Regions from separate parts of the Mus musculus genome. Here all the other regions are linked to region 3. The links are chromatin loops, found by intact Hi-C in ENCODE. Cell type or tissue: heart. All regions are shown on one strand. Each heading gives the region's core, and the rest is flanking DNA. Links, peaks and the distances in the headings are about the cores only.

Region 1 (5,258 bases), core at 742-4,741, 170 kb after region 3:
GCATCCCCTCTTTGAGTTCTTTCTTTAGCTAAGTCTTCCTTCTTTTAATTTTTCTTAAAGAGGATATAAAAAAATTATAATCATTTTTAGACATAGTTATCAGTATGCTGATACTCCTAGCAAAATTACATGGGGTCCAAATGTCCTCTTCTAAATTTTTTTCTATTTTTTTATTATGGAAAATATTTTATTTTCTAATTTCTAACTCTCTCCTTTCTCTGGAGACTTTATTTTACCACATTCAAACTTAATATCTTTTCTCCCCTCTCTTTCCTTCTCTCTCTGGTCTCTTTCAGACCCCGTGACTGGGATCGGAAGTTCCCCCTTCTCTTTCTCCTCTGAGCAGTTATTGGCTGAATCAGCTCTTTAGAAACCGTTTTAGGGTTTTACTGCTGTGAACAGACACCATGACCAAGGCAACTCTTATAAGAACAACATTTAATTGGGGTTGCCTTACAGGTTCAGAGGTTCAGTCCATTATCATCAAGGCAGGAACATGGCAGCATCCAGGCAGGCGTGGTGCAGGAGAAACTGAGAGTTCTACATCTTCATCTGAAGTCTGCTAGCTGAATACTGGCTTCTAGGTAGCTAGGGTGAGGGTCCTAGGCCCACTCCCACAGTGACACACCTACTCTAACAGGGCCACACCTTCTAATAGTACCACTCCCTGGGCCAAGCATATACAAATCACCACAGAAACCAATTCCAGGTGATGGGAAACAATCTTTATACATCACTGAGACAGGAGATATTCCAATAATCATGACAATGACAATGACCATTGTGGATGGTGCCATCCCTGGACTGGTGGCCCCAGTTTCTATGAGAAAGCAGGCTGCACAAGCCATGAAAAACAAGCCAGTAAGCAGTACCTCTCCATTGTCTTAGCATCAGATCCTGCCTCCAGGTTCCTGCCTTGTTTGAGTTCCTGTCCTGACTTCCTTTGGTGAGGAGCAGTGTTGTAGATTATAAGCCAAATAAACCCTTTCCTCTCCATGTGGCTTTGGTCATATCATCACAGCAATATGAACCCTCACTAAGACACAATGAATTTATTATTTTATATGTATAGTCATTCACATCCACAGATGTTTGTGTACCACTTGTGTACCTGATGCCCACAGAGGCCAGAAGAGGACTCGGATCCCCTGAAATTGGAGTGACCAATAGTTGAGAGCCACCATGTGGGTGCTGGGAACCAAGCCTGGTTCCTATGCAAAAGTCTCCAGTGCTCTTAACAGCTGAAAAGAAAATCTCTCCAGACCCTTGGGAAGTGTTTTATAGATAAACTACATGGAAGTCTTCCTAAACAGCCAACAACTCTTCAATATCTATTTGACCCAAGAACAAAGCAATAAACCAATACGAAGTTTAATCTCATGAGTAGGGCTTTTCACATGAAGTCTGATGGTTCATATGGATAACCCCAGCATTTGGGAGGCAGAGGCAGAGGCAGAGGCAGAGGCAGAGGCAGAGGCAGAGGCAGAGGCAGAGGCAGAGGCAGAGGCAGAGGCAGAGGCAGAGGCAGAGGCAGAGGCAGAGGCAGAGGCAGAGGCAGAGGCAGAGGCAGAGGCAGAACTGCTGTGAATTTGAGGCCAAAAAGGGCCACATAGAGAGTTTTAAGCCAGCCTAGGCTACAGAATGAGGTCCTGTCTTAAAAATCAAAAATAAAGGCCTACAGAGATTCCTCAATCATTAAGAATTCTTGTTGCTCTTCCAGAGGACCAGAATTTAGTTCTAGCACCCATGCCATTCAGCATATGACCCTCTGCAACTCCAGATCCAGGCCTTTTCAGATCTCAGTAGGTTCCTGTTCACATTTAACATACACATATATGTACATAAATAAGTCTTAATAGAGTTGGCCTTGCCTAATTTCAGACTTTTCTATAGGAGGGATAGGTAGGCTGAAGGCCATCCTACAGATGATCTTTTTCAGGGGCAATAAAAATATTTGCCCCTATTGTTGATGCCTTGGGGCGGGGGAGGGGAGGAAACCAAGGTGCTTCAGGATCCAGGGCAGGGCTGTTTGCTGGAAGTCTATTTTCTTCTGGGGAAAAACACAGCAAAGAAAACCTAATCAACATGTAGTAAAATTTGGCGGTTAAAGAATCTGATGCAAGGTCTTGCATGCAAGGTTTAAGGTTCCAGGATGGTGCCCAGGAAGAAAATCCACCAGAGAACAGAAACAACAAGCCTTTATGAGTTGGGGAGTAGGGACATTATGGTGGTTTGCACTGAGCCGTCATAGGAATGGACACAGTATGGAGCCAAATCTCCCTCCCGTGGAACACTAGGAGACTGCATAGAAGTGGACATTGCTGACTAGTCACTCATACTGAATTCACAGGATGAAAGGCATCTTCCAACCTTTGGAAATCCCCGCTGGACCACACAACTCTTCCCAGCGCCAGGTCATGTCCTGGGGACCTACGATTAAACCTTTTCAGATAGGGAAACTGAGGCAGGAGAGAAGCACTTGTCCAACAATGGGCGACTTTTCTAAGGGCGCGCGTGGGCGTACTCCTTGTGTGTGTGTGTTGCTAAGCGCAGACAAGAAGGTCACACTGCGGTTAAAGCTGGAGCACCAGGATATGAGGGTAATGTGGGTTCGCACTCCAGGCACACAGTATGGGTCTCAGAAGCTTGGCAAACAGAACTGGGAAAATGAGAGGAGGGCTGAAAAAAAAAGAGAAAAAAAAGCCTAGAAAACGTCAAGGCAACTGCGCACGCGCTGCACCCGTCACCGCGCGGCCTGACAGGAGGGGCAGCCCAGCTCGGGCATATCTCAAGGTTCGGATCCAATCTGTGGCGCATTTGTGCCTCTCCACTGACCGCCCACCGCAAGTTCTCCTGGGACTTGTAGTCTGTCGCCATCAGGGCCCCGGAGCACTTGCGTAACACCTCATCCTACCGCGCAGCCTGCTGGGACTTGTAGTCTCAATTTTGCGTGCCCGGGGTACGGGGCGGGCTGCGGGACTCCTAGTCCCACAGAGCTTCGCGCTCGCCACGACGCCCTGCTCAGAGCCGCTGCCTCCACCTCACGGGCTGGGAGGCCTGGGCGTTCCGGGAGACCGAATTGCGGTGTGAGCCGCCGTGGGGACTGCGAAGCGGGCCCGGAGTCCGAGATGGAGCCGCCCGGAGGTGGGCGCTGCCAGCGGGCCTCGCCTGAATGTTGGGGAGGCCGGGCACGCCCTGAGGGCGGGTCGGGGGCCCTGGGCGCGGGACCGGAGGTCGCGGGTGGAGGGACGCCACGGAACGGGTCCCCCTGGCCACTGTTGACCGAGCGGCCTGCGGTTTCTCGCAGGTGCTTGAGGCGAGCGGGCGGAGCGGCTGCGACGGACTGGTCACGTCAGCGGGGACATGGCTCACCTCCGGGGCTTCGCGCACCAGGTGAGTGTGGGCGTCGGCGTGCCCCGAGTCCGTGGTTCGCTGTGGAGCGGATTTGTCCACTTGAGGCGGGAGAGGGGCGGAGGCCGTCTGCCTCGGGGCGCGTCTTGGGGCCGTTGGAACTCTGGCCTGTGCCGAGCCAGCGCCTGCGGAAGACGTGAGCCCCAGGGAACGTCTGCGGGGCGAGCGCTTCTGCTCGGGAGCTGCTGGGGGCAGGTGCAGGAACCTGCCCTGGGCACAACCTGCTTGACCCAGGCTCGGAGCACCTTCCCAGAAGATGGACTCCACCTTCCTTGGCTAACGGGATGGAACCCCGACACGGGACCGCACAGGAGATGAGGGCTGCGTAGGGTCAGAGGGTTCGGTGGTTTGCTCTCTGGACCCCCTTTCTCGCCTTTATTTTATTTGTGGTGTTGTTATTTCAGAGCAATATGACAGACAGCTAGTGAAGTGGAATGAGCTGCCTTGGCGGCTGATTTTCCTCTGGCTTTAGCTGTGGGATTTGCGTTTTAAGGGCTTGGTTTAGATAGGCTTAGGCTTGACAGTTGCACAGTGAAGGAATCAGTTCCTGAGGACAGTGCAGCCGCTCACCCCACCCCACCCTGACCCCCCTTCTCCCTGCATCCTTGAGAACTGGTTGTGTAGACAGGAAGCATGTCCGTCCGCTGCTTGTGGGCAGGAATTGGAGGCAGGGCTCCTTGGAGGAAACCAAACCAGCCTGGAAGACTACTCACAGCTGTTGGGGAGGGCTTTTGGCCCAGCTGTCACAGATGGGATCCCGAGCTTGCTAACTGATGCTGAATTAAGCTAACACATTTTTAATACATTTTGACATTTCGCCTCTAATTATATAACATACTAAGAGAGAGAGAAAAAAAATCTGCCTCTAGTTTATTTTTAAGAGACTTAAGCTTAGCTTATGAAGGTCCCAGGATGACAAATTGGAGCTATGAATTGCGAAGGAGTACAGTAATGATGGCTAGGGGACCTTTCTCAAAGAGAAAACACCCTTTTTGTCTTTTTAGGGGCCTGTGTCCAGCCTAGACATACTTGGCTTCTGAAAGTGACACAAAACCTTTGTAGGGCTGCTTTCTCCCAAGATGGCTGCCATAGAGTCCTATGAAATTGCTCCTTTTGTGTGATAAGGCTTGTACTTTCCCCCTGTAGCCTGTGCTTCTGCCTTAGATTACCTTTTACCCGGCCTGTTCCTGCCCATCTCTGGAAGGACCAGATGGTTCTGGGCAAGCACTGTGTGACTGTGTGTGGTAGATGAGGGAGGATGTGTGCTGAGTTGTTCCTCTTGTTTTGGAGAGGTGATACACAGCAGGCATGTTGGCAGAAAGGCCAGAGGCTGTAAGTATAATATCCCTAGGATGGAATGGAGAGCGAATGGGTCTCAGTTGTTCAGAGTAAGTTAGATGGCTTGAGTGATGGTTCATAACACATTCTGTCCAGAAGAGAAATCTGAGCCACCCAGATCAGCATGCTAGCTGTCTGTGATTGGCTGGGTTTGGGACTAGGGCTGCTTCAAAGGTGTAAATACAGAGACCATGCCAGAAAGGCTCCTATCATACTGTTTCTTAGGCTGACTGGTTCACAGCTATAGGTACCCAAAAAACGTAGACTTTGAAGACTAGGGTTCCCACCTTCCTTGCACAAAGTCTAGAACTCTGGCTTTGGGATCTGTTATTTTCTTTTCCTCTGAGGCAGTGTGAGTGAATACCTGGCCTGAAGTATCCTTCTTCGGCTACTGTAGTGGACAAGTTCTGATTCTAGGTTCCCCCAGAAGAGAGCAATTAAGAATTCTCAGTATGGCTGAGCAGTGTGGGAGGATGTGGTGTCTGAGCCTGAGTAGTAGGAAAAGGGCT
Region 2 (5,258 bases), core at 799-4,798, 130 kb after region 3:
TTATCTTAGTGTACTTAAGAGGGAAAATAGAGACAGGAGGATTAAGAATTCAAAACTATATCACCAGCTAAGCCAGAGTCTAGCCTGGACTACACTGAGACCTTGTCTCAAAAGCAAGCAGAAAACACAAAACAAAACCCAAAAAGCATGTATATTTTTTCTGTTTTATTTTACATCTTATTTATTTATATTTGGGTGGGTAAGGGTAACACATGTGCCATGCCAAGCCTGTAAGGTCAGAGGCCAACTGAGTTGGCTCTCTCCTGTCATGTGGATCCTGGGGACTGAGTCAGTTCTCCAGGCTTGGCAGCAAGAGCCCTGATCATTGGTCATCTCCTTGGCCATTTTCCTCTTTTAATCTAACAATTTTCTTATCAAATTTGGGGATATGTTTTCTATGTGTGCATATACATCAAATATATAGTGTGTGTATGTGTGTGTGTATATATATATGTATATATGTATATATATACATATATGAATGACATGTATTTGTATTTTTGTGTATCTAGTGTATATCCAAGTGGTGAGTGTAGTTTGTGTGTACTAGGTGCAACCATGTATTTTGTATTGTGGTAGATAGGTGTTTGTGTCTATATGTGTGTTATCTGTATTTTGCATGTATGTCTGTGATTTGTATGTAGTTTGAGTACATTGTTATGTGTTTGTATGTGCTGTGTATATTATTTGTTTATTGTTGTTTGACTGTATGTAGTGTGTGTGTATATGTGTGATATGCGGTATATAGTGCTGTGTGTCCAACTGTGGCTGGTGCCCTGGACCCCAACTCACAGTACACGGATAGTAGAATCTATATGTTCTACTTCCATGTCTCTTTTCCCTTGACATCACTTTTTGGATCCACACTAGAGAAGTCGATTTCTTGGCTCCATCTTCCCCTCACAAACTTCACTTACAATCCTATATTATTTGAGTTCATAATTCAAAAGCTACATCTAGCCAGGCAGTGATGATGCACCACACCTTTAGTCCCAGCATTTGGGAGGCAGAAGCAGGCAGATTTCTGAGTTCCAGGCCAACCTGGTCTACAGAGTGAGTTCCAGGAAGGCCAGGACTACATAAAACCAACCTGTCTCAAAAACCAAACAAACAAAGGAACAACCCATACCCTTCTATTCCCACATCTATATCAACACAATGTACCATGTTTTTCTGAGATATCTATGATGCTCTGGAGTGCCTGGTCACCCTTTCAGTCACATTTCCCAGGAGTAGGAGCAGGAGTGATTTCCTCCTTCAATGGAACTGGTGTTTCCTATTTACTTTGACAAGTTGGCCTTAATTCCCTGGTATTAATCCCCAGATGCTTAGCATGGCAAAGAGGCTCTGCAGAGGGCAGATGAAGACAAGCTTAGGAGTTAGGGATGGTCCTGGATCTTCACAAGAGAATCTTTGTGAGGAGGAAGCAGGCAGGCTGGGACTTGAGATGCTTCAATGGAAGTAGATAGGAGAGATGCTGTTACAGGCTTTGTAATGCACAGAGAAAGGGTCTGAGACATTGGATGGGGGAAAAGGTCCTTCCTCAGGGAAGACAACAACCAAGTAGGGATAAGCCCACCCACACCAGAGTAGTTCTGAAAAGAGAGAGAGAGGGCACCAGGCTGAGCCTCCCAAAGACCCTTCAGTCCCTTCCAGCTAGGGCTAAAGACTGCTATCTCGGGAGAGTCTGATGATACCCAACCGTCAGTCCAACTGCCATGCTCAGAACATAAGAGAATAAGGAATTTGTGTTACACCAGTAGGTCTATGGTAATTTGTTACAGCTCTCCTAGAAGATGGACAGAGTGATTTAACTGTGAGCACGAGTGCTCACATCACTACACGCGTCACAGCTCTTGTTCCGCAGGGGAGAGGGGATGCTTTGGGGCACTTTGGGGTTGCTCTTGTGTCCCTCCTCAGAGGTAAACTGCTCATATATAAAATGTTGTGTCCTGGGGACACGGACATCTGCCTCAGTTCCCACTTGCAACCTGGACCAAGCCAACCTACCAGGACCAGGATCCAGGATCCAGGCTTCACTGGGGGAAAAAAAATCCTCATCTGCAAACCCAATGCTAGTTGGTATATATCCTTGCCTGAGGCTCCGCCTCTGTGACTTGTCCCTCCCCACCACTTTCCTCACCACCACCCCCCACCCCCCGCCCATGACCACAGCCCCTCCCCCTGGAGGATCTGCCTTACAAAGATCCTTGCTTGGGTTGGGGTGGGGAGTTGTTCACCTTCCATAGGGTTCAGGCCCTACCAAGATCTGCCCCTACAAATGGCTGAGCTCCATTAGGCTCTGCCCCTCGCTCACAAGAATCTGTCCTATGCCAGAGCTCCTTCACCCTACACTGCCCTACAGCCCGCCCTTCCGATGTTCCTCACCTTGTGACAGTCGGAGAGCCGAGATTACTAAAGTCTGGAGATGGAAAGGGAGTGTGTACGTGTGTGTGTGTGTGTGTGTTTTCTTCCTCTAGTGCCGAGGCCACTCCTCCGCTCCCTCAGAGCGGCAGGAAGTGTACACTTGCCAGCCGCGTGCTGGTTGTCAGGGACAAAGAGGACCTCTTCGGTGGCTACGGGTCCTCTTGTGCCCCCAGGCGGCCAGTTGTCCCAGAGAAGCACCAGGTCCCTTAGAAGTTGAACCTGGGGTCCAGGTTTCATCTCCCTCTAGGGAGCTGGATACATATTGCAGTGTGTCTGCGCTGCTCCAGTGAGTCTCAGGGGCAGGAAACTGGTGGCCCATGCTTCCTGTTGGGACTTTAGTTTTTCCCTGTGGATAAACATTCTTTTCTTTAGTTTGTTCCTGGTTCTGAGAGTTCACACCCCGCGGCAAAATATATACTTTAAAACAGAATTGTTCTGAGATTTCAAAGTCAAGGCCAGCAGTCACCTCTCACCCCACCTCCACCCCCGAGTATAACAGTAAATCCTGGGTACACTCCACTAGGAAGTTTAAAAAGCACACAAAATTAAAAGCCGCAACTGCTGTATGATGATAAGGACTCTTGTGGCATATTTCACATCCAAAAGAAGATTCTTGCTTATGTCAAACACCTGAGGCTCCAAAACCTGACTTTACACTTAATGTAACATCCGCATTATGTTCCTCTGGCCTTCCCATTTCTACAGGCCGTGTGAAATTCCATCGCACAACTGGGATTCTTGGCTCACTCTCCCTAGACAGTCTGACCTTGTCCTTGATGTTTGATAAACCAGGCGGAAGGAAGCACGCATCATGGATGGGGAGGGGGTTGTCTGCCAGGACTCTACACTGCTGCAGACACTGGACTCTTTGATCTGGAAAAGACCACGAGTTCGCTGCCCTTTTCAGTCCCAGGAGAGATAAAGGGTTAGCAGTCACATTTCTACCAGTCTGAGGGGAAACAGACACAAAGAGAGAAACAACTGGCCTTCACAACGTGAATAGGTGGAGAAGTGGAAGCCTGGGTAACCTGCAGAGACCCCAGGAGCCCGGTAGAGGGTGAGCTGGTAGGAGGAGCCAGGTAGAGGGTGGTGCTGGTAGGAGGAGCCAGGTAGAGAGCCGGGGTTGGTGGGAGGAGCCAGGTAGAGGGCTGGGGTTGGTGGGAGGAGCCAGCAGCTCTGCTCTCGAAGTGGTCCTATAGGGCTCTATCCTGACACCCAAAGGGAAACTATCACATCTGGGGCATTCTTCCTCCCTGCTGAGAGGTCGCAAGGACAGTGACAACGGCATTATGCCACCTATTTCCAGTCATTCCCAGGCTTTTCTCCTGCGCAGCCCTTCTGCAGTCATTGTTCTGAGGGAGCCCTTGATCCCACTGATGGAATAGGAACATGGCTGTGTGATTGGGAGCTCTTGGGAGCTGGCTCCTCAGTCTACACACACACACTCTGGCATGCACCCACGCACACGCATGCAAGTACACAAGTAATTCAGAAAGTCTTTTCTGGGACTCTTGTCTGGTTAGAAGTGAAATCGCCTGGCCTAGGAGAAGGAAGTCCAAACACAGGGCAGGTGCCTGCTGTCTTCTCTTGGTGTCCTCACAGAGCTCTACCCCAGCATTCTCATTATCTCCCTGGGAGCACAGGCTTCTCCAATCCTCATATAATTCAACTGGGCCCCAAATGGTCAGGAAGTAGTCAGACGTACCCAGGCTGCCCTTGTTACAAATCCCAGCTACAGCAGGAATTACCAGAAGAATTTTGTCCCAGCACATGGGCCACACAGTGAGATGTCACAATGTGGGTGGACACAGGGCCACTACTCTAGCCTGCCACTGGCTCACCTAGTGCTGTCCTAGGGTCCTTAGTCTACCAGTTGACCAGAGACCCATACTCAGACCCGTCATGACTGAACTCCTTGGCCCTCATTGCCTTTCCCTGGGCTCTGCCCATCAGTTTATTCTGAAAACTCACTCTGGACCTGGTTCTCCCTTAGATCCCAGAGCTGAGCTGAGCAAGGCTGTAAGCAATCTTAGTTTCTCACAGGGAGCACTGACTTTTTACGCTATTTTAGTAAATGGCTCTTGAGCCCAGTCTCAGCAGTGTAGCTGAGTCCCGAACCTCTCCTGGGGCATGGTCTAATCCTCTCTCCAATCCAGTGCCATACTAGCTCAGCCTCCAGGTTCAGTGAACTAAAAGTGCCCAGAAGGTGTGCTACAGGAGAGAAATCTCTAAAGATGCTATGGCTTAGGGGACTGAGAACCTCGACCAGCTCCTGGGGGCTGAGAAACAGCACAGGAGACCAGTGGTACAACTGTGAGGTCTGAGGAGGAGGAGTCAAAGGCAGCTTTTAAAATCATTAATCAGGGGAGTCAGGGCCCCCAAGAGGCAGTGAGGCAGATAGGTGACTGGAAAGCACTATCTGATGGCCATGGGGCCCTGAGAGAACAAGCAAATGGAAGCTGCTAATGTCCCAGTTGAGGAAAGTAAGCAACAAGGAAACCCAGGACTGAGCTGCCTGAGTTGGTTCTGGTCTCTCCTGGCCTCTCCCTCATTTCCAGGCTGGACTGGTGACATAGATGCATGTCGTAAAGCTGAAGAAAGGAAGTGCCTCTTGAATAAAGAACCCATAGGCATGCTCCCAGACCATGGAGGGGCCATCTGTCCTCACTGCATTACAGTTCACATTTTTAGCTGGGGTGACCCTCAAGTGCTACCTACCATCATGACCTCATAGGACTCCTTGAGTGATGTAGCTCATTCTAGGGAGTGAAGAGAGTTCATGAATGAACACCCTATGGGCATCTAGATTAGGTGGAATGGTGGGATAGAGT
Region 3 (5,052 bases), core at 1,053-5,052:
CTTTATCAGCAGTTTCTGGATCTATATTTACCCCATGCCTTAATCTTGGGAGCTATATATATATATGTATATATATGTGCGTGTGTGTGTGTGTGTGTACCCCAACTAATCAGTGAGTTGTAGAGAAATAGGGCTCTTGCCAACGCATGGGTGGCACAGGGCAGGTGGAGAGAGCAGAAAGGGGCCATCACACAATGTCAGCAGTGAAATGAACTCTCCTTGAACCCTCCTCAGAATGCCCACTGGATGGACATCAGAATAAAGATAGTTCACCTTGGAGTCCCACTGCCCAGGCCCAAGGAGAAAATGGGCGCCCCACTGGCTTGATCTACCTCCCTCCAAAGGGTCTCAATTCTTCCACTATAGAGTGGGAAATAATCCTCCTCCGAGTTCTTGCTGGGAGCCAATCTCACGGTCTATAAATAAACGGAGTTGCCAATTTCTGGGATGTCAAAGGTCAACCCGTTATACAGAGCATCCTCCCTTACCGGGCTGGCTCGTGATAGCACGAGTTCCCTCGAAAAAGGCACCCCACTAGCCTAGAGTTCCTTCCTACAGCTCCACAAGCAAACACAGTGGCTTTGGCTCTACAGAGGGATTTGAGCACCACAAGCCGCAGGTGAAGAAGGGGCGGGCCTCCCCGCAACCTAGACCGAAGTAGAGAGGCGGGAACAGAGGCGTGGTCAGCGTCGGGGGTGTGGCCGAAGCGGAGAAGGCGGGCTGAGCCCCAGGCCACACCCCTCCGTGACGCACCTGGAATTGGCGCGGCGGAGGCGGCGGGACCCCGCGCCGCGCCCCACGCCCTCCATCTGCGGCCCCGCCCCAGACCCGCCGTGAGCCCCCACAGTCCCCATGATCAGTCCCCATCCTCCTCCGCATCCCGGAGCCTCGCACGGATCGCGGTGGGCCGGGGGCGGCGGCGGCGGCGCGAACCCGCGCGGGCGGCGGCTCGGCCAGAGTGCTTACTGTCCAGATAGTGCTCCAAGTACATGGCAGTCGCCATCTTCGCCTCGGCCACGCTCGGGGTCTGCGCGAGCGGGCGGTGCCGCGGACTCGGGGCGGGGCGGCGCCGCGCGCTCACTATTCATGAGCCGCGTGCTCCGATTGGCCGGAAAGTGGGCGGGGCAACTCAGGGGCCACCCCTAGGCTTCCGGCCGGCTGTGGTCGCCAGGCGGCGCTGTGGGGCTTGCCCTGAGGGAACGCGGATGGGCGATGTGCTCGGTTCGCAGTTTGCAATGTGGAAGCTCTGTCTCTGGCCCAGCCGGATTCCAAGCCCTGGCAGGGGACTCCGCTTGCACGTGTGCTGGCGCCAAACCTGCCAGCCGACACCTGCCGCTCTTCCCGCGTTGTTCAGACACCCGCTGCCTGTGGTTTCTCCTGGCTGACGGGGCCTCCCGGAAGGAGACCCCCTCACAGGCATCGGTTAACTTCCATGCTCTTTGTGGCTGTCTGGTCCCGAGGGGGGCGTGCCCACGCTGGACCTCGGTTGCTTTGACTCGCACTTCGTGAAGAAGCCACGCACCCCTCGATGCCTGCAAAAATACATTTTACATTCCTACGGCAACTCTGTTACAGTTAATGAAACAATATAACTAAAATCCAGGGTTTACCAGAGTCCACTCTTGGTGGGCTCTAATATTTCTGAGAAGTATTAAGTATCCCCCTTATAGCATCCTGAAGAATATTTTTCACTGCCTTTAATTCTTTTGGTCTATTACAATAGCGCGCGCACACACACACACGCATACTTGTAACCAATAAACGTTTTAGAGTCTCTGTAGTATTGCTTTGCTAACATGCCATGTAGTTGCATTTTACAGTACACAGTCTTTTCAGACTGGCTGCATTTATCATTATACAGTTCAGGTTCCTCCATGTCCTAGTAAGTAACTGATAATTCACTTTTTACTTCAAAATTATTTCACTGTGTAATTACCAGTTTATCAGTTTGCGTGTTGGAGGACATCTTAGCTGCTTCCATATTTAGGCAAATGTGGCTAGAGCTGATACAATCATTTGTGTGCAGACATAGTTTCCAACCCATTTGGGTAAATATTGACTTCATGTTAAAAGTAGAGTGCTTTCTTGAGAAACAGCCAAGCTATCTTCCACACCGTTTTTGCCTTCTCCTCTGCACTGACAGTCTCCTTCGCTCCACGTCCTCACCAGCATGATGAAGGGTTAGAATTGTAGATTTGGGCTATTCTCGAAGAGGTGAAATTATCTTAATTCATGATTCCTAACAATATGTTTGTGTTGCACATTTTTACATATGTGTCTGGCATCTGTGTCACTTCTTTGGGTGTTAGTTCAAATGTTTGCATAAACCTTGATCTACCTCCCAAATGTTGGGTTTATAGGCTATGTCACTCACTATATCCAATTTATTCTGTGCTGGGTATGGAATCTTTGTTCATTAGGCAAAACATAACCCAGCCCAGCCTTTGACTGCGGATCCTTTTTTCTCTTCCTCTAGAGTACTGTTGTTTGGGTTTTTGAGCCTGGGTCTCACAATGTATCCCTGGCTGGCCTGAAACTATGTAAGTGGCCTCAGACTCACAGAGATTTGCCCGCCTCCTGCTCATGTATTTTCCCTGACTTTATTTTGTCTGTAAAAACACTGCTAGGGGGAAAGGAATTTAAAAGGGGGGGGGGTGGTTTCAATTCTGCCCACGCTGCAAATAAACCCATTTCCTTCCACCAACTTACACTAAAACGACAAGGAAAATTCCTGAGCGGTTCGAAAATGCTGCAGAAAGTACATCTTGGGGGTCGATGTTCCTATCCTTAACTCCTTTCAGAGCCTGATCATCACATGGCTCCTGTACGCGCGCAGGTGTGTGTGTGATAAGAAACTTTTAGAACCCTTCAGTAGCGCGCTTAGGGGCATAAAAATTTGATTCCGTTACAGGTCTCGAACTTCCACGTGACCAGAGCCTGCGCAACCACAGTCCTTAAGATTGGTGCTCTTCGGGAGCGGCGAACGGAAGTTCCGCGAGTTGGCGCTCGCTAAACTGCAGACTCCCGGGCCTAGATTACGTCACGTCCGGAAGCTGTTCCCCGCAGGCCACAGAATTCGTTTTCCAACCGGAAGAGGGCAGGGCTTCCGTGCACGCCGGGCTTCTGCTGCATCTAACATTGGCGGGAACCTGGCAAGTTGACCGGTGCTGTGCGGGCGATGGCGTCGCGTCGGGGAGCGCTCATCGTGCTGGAGGGTGTGGACCGTGCTGGCAAGACCACGCAGGGCCTCAAGCTGGTGACCGCGCTGTGCGCCTCGGGCCACAGAGCGGAGCTGCTGCGTTTCCCCGGTGCGCGGGTGGGCCTGGAGAATTCCCTCACTCTCTCTTTGGGTTGTAGTCTTAGTATCTTTAAAAGCTTTTAGAACATCTATTTATTTATTATTGTGCATGCGTGTGCTGGCTAGTCTATGTCAGTTTGACTCAAGCTACCTCAATTGAGAAAACTGGCCCCACCAGATTGGCCAGCAGACAAGCCTGGAAGACATTTTCTTCATTGGTCATTGATTTGGGAGGGCCCGGCTGGTGGAGATGGCTTAGTTAATAAAATACAGGCTGAAATGAGAGCCTGGGTTTAGTTTCCCAGGTTAAAAAAAAAAAAAACCTAGTACGGTTGCTTATCCAACCGCTGGAGAGGTGAGACGGACTCGTTCCTGGGACTTGTGAGCCAGCCAGTTCAGCCAAAACTGAGCTTCAGGTAGAAGCTCCTCTCTGAAAACACAAGGTGGAAAAGTACTGAAAAGGGAACATAAGGTTGACTTTTGGCCTTGCGCCCTGTACACTGGACACCAACCCCTGATCCTACAAATTAAGTAGGTTGGGAATTGGAACAACCACTTTGCAGGATATTTTAATTTTCAAACCAACCAGTCAAAAGTCTTACAAGTACTTTTGAAATCAAGACTTGCACGTACATTACTTCCTTTTCTCGGGGAGACTTCTTTGGCTTCAGAGATGGTCCAAAGCTGTCTGGAGGTTGAAAGTTAGGTGTAGGTGCAAGGAGAGAACTTAAGTGCAAACCCCTGTAGACTTCAGGTGAAGAGTCTGACTTCAGTCGAGTGTATCTTTGTCTTTCTAGAAAGATCAACGGAAATCGGCAAGCTTCTGAATTCCTACTTGGAAAAGAAAACGGAACTAGAGGATCACTCCGTGCACCTGCTCTTCTCTGCAAACCGCTGGGAACAAGTGTAAAGACCTGCGTCGTTGCTCCCCGGTTGTAACATGCACACTTTTGTGTGTGGCAAGGGTGCGAGCACCTGTGTGTGGCATGTGTGCAAACACCCGCACGTCGAGACCAGAGGCCAGCTTGGGAGGTTTCCTCTACCCTACCATTCGACGCCGTATTTGAGATAAAAAAATCGACGTATTTGAGATAAAAAATCGTCGTATTTGAGATAAAAAATCGCCGTATTTGAGATAAAACATCGTCGTATTTGACCATCGTATTTAACCACATCCGGCTTGTTTTGTTTTATTAAAAGGTTTTTTTTTTGATTTGGTTTTTGGTTTTGTTTTTTTGATACTAGGTTTCCCTACATAACAGTCCTGACTATCCTGGAACTTGCCTTATAGACCAGGCTGGCCTCATAAAAAATATGTATTCGTTTTTGTGTAATATAAATGGCTACCTGTATGTGCACCTCATGCATACCTGCTGCCCAAGGAAGACAACTCCTGTAACTAGAGTTACTGAGAGTTGTAAGCTGTCATGTGAGTTCTGGGAACCAAACCTGGGTCCTTGGCAAGAGCAGTAAGTGCTTTTAACTGCTGAGGCAAGGTTTGTTTTGTTTTGTTTGTTTTTGTTTTTTCGAGACAGGGTTTCTCTGTATAGCCCTGGCTGTCCTAGAACTCACTTTGTAGACCAGGCTGACTTTGAACTCAGAAATCTGCCTGCCTCTGCCTGGGATTAAAGGCGTGCACCACCACACCCGGCTTGTTTTGTTTTATTAAAAGTTTTTTTTTTTTTTTTTTGGTTTGGTTTGGTTTTTGGTTTTGTTTTTTTTTTGATACTAGGTTTCCCTACATAACAGCCCTG
Region 4 (5,258 bases), core at 840-4,839, 460 kb after region 3:
GGTTTGCCACGATGCCGCCGCCACCATGCTTCTTCCCTTCCTCATCACCTGATTCTTCAGATTCAACCCGCCTGTCAACTGAACCCACACATCACATGGTGACAATTCACATCTACTTCATGTGACAATGTGAGGAACACAGAGGAGATTAACAACAGGTGTAAGTCAGCAAGACTCTTTTTCTAAAGCTGAATTCAGTTTATGAACATTTGAATGTCTTCTACATCCAATAGTATTTAAGATACAGAGACAGTAACTGGGAGGCCACATGGAGACAATTAACATGCCATCCTTCCCCTCTGAGAACTTGTAAAGAGTTGACAAGTGTCAACTGAAATCTGGATCATCTACAATGGGAAACACTAATGACACCAGATACAGAAGTACCTTCCAAGAGGCTCTCACATCTGATGTGATGACCCTTCTCACATCTCACTGTGACCCTTCTGCCACATACCTTCATTGATGTCTCACTATCCATTTGGCCAAGATAAATGGTTAAATTTTCAGGCCCACATTCCAAAAGAAATCAAGACTAGCTAAGATGAGACTGTGGGCAGAGTGAATGAAAACAAGAATGTCTCAAAAAATGGCAGAAGCCCCAGGTAAACTGCTGGTGTTAAATAACCACAGGATAGAGTTAATCATGCAAAGTTTTTTGGAGTAAATAAAACAGATTTTGAGTTATGAACAAAGCAACAATGAAACATGGCTCTGGCAAATGATCTTCCTTTCTAAACCTCAATATTCCCCTCTGTAGACCAGAGTTAGTAGAGTACCTTCTCCTGTCAGGACCAAATAAGAAAGGACACAAGAGTAGCTCATGTGTATGACACGGAGAAGAATGTATGAGTTACCAAGAGGCACTTTACAGTCTGTGATCTAGAGTTAGGAAAACTAGGTTCTGTGTTACAGTCTCTGTATCTCCCCCTGTGCCTCTATCCTCAGGGCAGTAGAGAGGTTCCAGAGCCTGCGACACTGTGCAAGAATGTGACTACAAGGCTCTAGGTAGAATAGGCTAGCAAAAGGCAATGAAATCTATCAAGACGAGGAAGGTTTGAGTTAAGGCATTAGCAGTGATAGAGAAGGTGGCAAAACATGCTCAGCCTGGTCTACACAGGCCAGCCACGGAAATGGCAAGAACCTGTCTTAAAAGACAAAAGAAAGGCATTACAACGACAAATCCAACCCAACCCAAACCAAGCCACACAAAAACGCCACAAAAAAAAAAAAAAAAAAAAAAAAAAAAAAAAAAACTCCAAAAAGACATAGGCCATAGAAACCTAAGTGTCAGCTGGTAATGACATGTGTGGGGGTGGACGAGAGAAACAGCTTGGCTTGTGTATTTGCCCTTTAGTGAGGAAGGAGGGGAGAGGTGTATTGGAGGAGGAAAGAGGGGGCTAGGAAGAAACATTTCCTCCTTAAGAAAGATTCAAAGGTTAGAAACAAAAGACCTCTAGCACGACTCCTTCAAGTCTCTCTAAGAGCGTTCCTTGTTGGCTCTTCTCAACCCCCATTGCATGACTGCTAATTTAGGTCACCTTTCCATACTCCTTTGCTTCTGACTGGTTTTCCTTTCTCCAGAATGATACTGGTCCTCCCCACTGGACCCCAGTCTGGATGACATCTAGTGAGTTTTCAGGGCCCATCTCAGGGCAGCCCCACTGCTCTCAAACTCACTGGTCTTTTCTTCCACATCTCTGCCCCTTGCTCTGCAACCTTCTTCCCTAGTACTCCTCCCAGAAAAGTGAGTGACCTTCCAAAAGTGAATAATCCTCACCAAAATAGTGGAGTCTTTCAAAGACATTTAAGATTTGCCTAATGCTACAATGGGTAGGGTTAAGTACATGTACATATGTACAAGTCTGTTCGTATACACTAACACACATATATGCACGCATGTAATGACCATGTATCTACACAACTGTATACAAAAGCATGCACACGTGTAACATATATGTATGTTACATATGTATATGACATAATCCAACACAAGGAAAAAAAGGAAGAAAGTTGAATATAGACTAGACTGCATGCCTAGAAAACAAGACAACGCCTTGTAAACTCAATTTCCGGAGCTCCTTTTTATCCATCTCTCTGCCACAACCCATTCGCTTCAAAGCAGACTTTTCCATTCATGCCGCGTGAACAAACTGGACTTCGTAGATTCCCCACGCCTGAAGCCTCAGTTTCCCAGTGAGCTGACGGAGGACGGTTCCCTGCCCCCTCGCCTGTCAACTTCGGAGCTTTAAGACTAGGTTCCTATAGCCACGGCTTCCTTGCCAATCTCCCTGGGCGGGCTCGCGCCACGTTTTTCCCCAGGGTCTTGTCTTTCTGGCCGCTACCGCCCTCGGGACGGGACTCCCGGGCTCCGAGCCTCCCTGGCTGTCCAGCCATATTGGCAGCTGTCAGAGCTCTGTGGCTGTGGCCGGAGGCTGGAGGCCGAATTCCGATCCCGCAAGAGGCCGTGACCGCCCAGCCCGAAGCTCGCCGCTCCCCGGTCACCCACAGGGGCCGCTCACCCTCCATCATCTCCTGCGACTGTTGCTGCCCCGCGCCGCGCTCTGCCGCCATATTGGCTGCTCTTTCCCTTTCCGGAATCTGTCGCCTTAGGCCATGGGCCAATCAGGATTCCAGGTCCAATAGGCCAGCCAATGGAACAAAGTATAGAAGCGCGAGCTGACAATGCTTGCGCGGGCGCAGTGTTTCATGGGGATTGTAGTTCCCACAGGCTCCGGCTCCACCTGGGTTAGGGGTTTGATGAATGAGTAGAGTCTAGGCGAGCACGAAGAAAGCAGACATCCCGGAAAGTCTTTAGGCAGCATGGGAGACACTTCAAGCTTGCGGATTCGCTCAAGTCACTATGCCAACTTCGGAGGCGTAGAGGTACTGCGGACAGGAGAGTTCTACAGGCCACAGGTGAAGCCGACTAGACTTGCACCCCCGACTTCGGGAGCCTCACTTCACGGTGAGCCGGTAGGCGAGGGAAACCAGTTTATTCTGCGCCTGCGTGCTGATACACTGGTGCCACAGGCCACCTTTAGGGGATGCTTGGAGAAGGCGGGAGGGGCCGCGGTCCGGTCCTGGGGCTCACGTTTGCGGCCTCCAGCCCACGGCGAGCCACTGTGTCGTCCGCTTCTCACTGTCCTCGCCTTGGAAAGGTGGCCGTCGTAAGAAGGGCTGCACGTCGCTCACCGTCCTCGGTTCTCCCGTAAGAGTAAACTGCAGTCACTTGGAGTGGGGCGTGGAGGGGGGGGAAAGGCGCGAAGAAATCGGGTCTTTTGGCTCCTCCGAGGCTCTGTAGTGGGTGTCCGGTGCGTCCCTAGCAACTGTTTGCGCGCGCTCAGCTGCTTGCTTTCACTGAGGTCCGCCCATCAGGGTGTCTGGTTGGTTCTTGGTCCCTTGTTATGCTGCCTAAGTCGTTCTGCGATTGGTCGGTGGGCCAGAAGCGCGCGGATCTTCACGTTGTGAATCCGACTGAGACTTGCGCCAGCCTGGGGTGAGACACCAGCCTTCGAAAAACCTCCGGGTGGCGGCGAGTGTTAGTTACGCATTGTCGTGGAGTGGCTCTGGCCCTTTCCTCGCGCGCCCGCACTCCCTCCGCCCAGCCCCGGCCCCAGAGTGGTGGCGGGTTCTGGCCGTTTGACCCGCGCTCAAGAGCCGCCAGCGCCCGAAAGCCTCTGATTGAACTGGAAGCTTTGCTTTAAGGTTAGACTAGCGGGCCAGTGAGCTCTGGGGAGTCACTTATCTTCACCCCCTAATTTCGGGATTACAGTTATGTGTAGCCACGTCTGGCTTTTTATGTGGTTAAAGATTTAAACGCAAGTCCTCATGCTTGCATAGAAAAAAACTTTTAACAAAGGGAGCCGCCCAGTTCCTGTAATTACTTTTAAGATAAAAATTTGTAGCATTAACAATTTAGTTTGAAGAATGGTATTTTTTATATAAATTAAGATCTCATATCAATATATTCTGAGGTCATACAAGGTCTAAAAAAACAGTAAGGTTTTGTGACTTTGGCAGTGTATTTAGAAGCCATAATTACATGTCCTAACTTTGTCAATAGGTTGGTTTTAAAAGTAGAAAAACCACGGTATGATCGTATCATTGTTTGCTGTAACAGTAATTAGTGCATTTAGATACCTAGAGAAGATGCCTGTACATCTTTCACATTAAAACACTCTACTTGAAAACTGCTATCTAACACCTACTCATCTTTATTTTGTTTGAGTCTGGTGGTGTCACATATAGCCTTGAACACTGTCGCTACTCATCTCTTATTTCATAATGAGTTGTTGCTTTTTAGGATCACATACTGAGTGCATGTGCCTGTGTATGTAATATGCAGAATAGTGAAGGCAAATAGTCATACTTTATCAGTCAGTGGTGGAAGGTTTGCCCAATAGGTGACTAGCTCTGGGTTTAATACCCACCTTCACACAAAAATACCAATTGTCAGGCTGATGGTGTCTTCCTCTCTTCCCAGCACTTCCAACGACTCTGGAGACCTTGCCTCAAAAACAAAACAAAACAAAAAACAAAACAAACCCCAAAAGGAAACAAAGCCCTACAGTTTGGGCCCAGCATTATGGCTCAGTGGGTAAAGGCACTTGCTGCCAAGGTCTGACAATTTTGGACCCACATGGGTAGAAAGAGAGAAGTGACTCCTGAAAGTTGTTTTCTGTCATCCATGGTTGTGCTTTCTCTCTTTCTCTTTCTCTCTCTCTCTCACACACACACTCCCACAATGTAATAAAAATGCATGAAAAAGTCATGCATTATAATGAAAATAAAATGAGGTTGTAAGATGGCTCAGCAGTTAAAAGCTGTTGCAGTTTTATAGAAGACCTGGGTTCTGTTCCTAGCACCTACATGGTGGTGTCTGTAACTTCCGTTTCAGGGCATCTGGTGGCCTCTTCTGAGTTCTTCAGGCTCCTGCATGCACACAGTGCCCATACATACACAGGCACATGCATGTGCTTACACACACACATACACATATTAAAACAAACACATTTAAACCCATTAACTAACTTAGGAAGTAAGAGACTGTGTCATTTTGCCTCTTAAGTTTAGTGCTCTACCAGACTCCAGGGAATTGTCTGCCTGAAGTATGGGTCTTCAGTCTTGTTGGACTCTTATCCTGTATATTGTATTTTTTAAGCAGTGTATTTAGATTTTATATATATATATATTAATTTAATATATATATATATATATATATATATATATATATATATATATATAAAAGGAATCTT

The links. Peaks named below come from ENCODE experiments on the same cell type or tissue, not always from the same donor. Only the 100,000 strongest peaks of a DNase experiment are listed, where the experiment ranks them.
Region 1: it touches region 3 in a loop (7-fold over the local background); 10 of 42 quality-filtered maps call a loop at or near these places.
Region 2: it touches region 3 in a loop (7-fold over the local background); 8 of 42 quality-filtered maps call a loop at or near these places.
Region 4: it touches region 3 in a loop (2.5-fold over the local background); 2 of 42 quality-filtered maps call a loop at or near these places.

Annotation. Positions count from the first base shown.
Region 1 is chr1:93,633,433-93,638,690 of GRCm38, reverse strand. Stk25 (serine/threonine kinase 25 (yeast)) reads left to right here and starts at 2,964. Exons shown (of 12, transcript NM_021537.3): 1 at 2,964-3,144; 2 at 3,308-3,393. The coding sequence starts at 3,364. In heart, for the core only: a CTCF peak has its summit at 2,277; DNase peaks (open chromatin) are centred at 2,890 and 4,070; H3K4me3 peaks cover 2,730 bases; H3K27ac peaks cover 2,471 bases.
Region 2 is chr1:93,666,215-93,671,472 of GRCm38, reverse strand. No RefSeq gene overlaps it. Among named protein-coding and RNA genes, the nearest start is that of Bok, 17 kb to the left of the region's middle. In heart, for the core only: a CTCF peak has its summit at 2,632 (motif pointing left); a DNase peak (open chromatin) is centred at 2,542; H3K4me3 peaks cover 1,864 bases; H3K27ac peaks cover 2,760 bases.
Region 3 is chr1:93,799,954-93,805,005 of GRCm38, reverse strand. It overlaps Dtymk (deoxythymidylate kinase), which reads left to right and starts at 3,072. Exons shown (of 5, transcript NM_001105667.1): 1 at 3,072-3,308; 2 at 4,096-4,204. The coding sequence starts at 3,179. It overlaps Ing5 (inhibitor of growth family, member 5), which reads right to left and starts at 1,041. Exons shown (of 8, transcript NM_025454.2): 1 at 967-1,041. The coding sequence starts at 1,003. In heart, for the core only: a CTCF peak has its summit at 3,087 (motif pointing right); DNase peaks (open chromatin) are centred at 1,115 and 3,065; H3K4me3 peaks cover 3,181 bases; H3K27ac peaks cover 2,826 bases.
Region 4 is chr1:93,340,976-93,346,233 of GRCm38, reverse strand. Pask (PAS domain containing serine/threonine kinase) reads left to right here and starts at 3,446. Exons shown (of 18, transcript NM_080850.2): 1 at 3,446-3,708. Ppp1r7 (protein phosphatase 1, regulatory subunit 7) reads right to left here and starts at 2,606. Exons shown (of 10, transcript NM_023200.3): 1 at 2,523-2,606; 2 at 1-78. The coding sequence starts at 2,574. It overlaps Mir6902 (microRNA 6902), which reads right to left and starts at 142; the gene lies at 79-142. In heart, for the core only: a CTCF peak has its summit at 2,507; DNase peaks (open chromatin) are centred at 2,633 and 3,373; H3K4me3 peaks cover 3,303 bases; H3K27ac peaks cover 1,816 bases.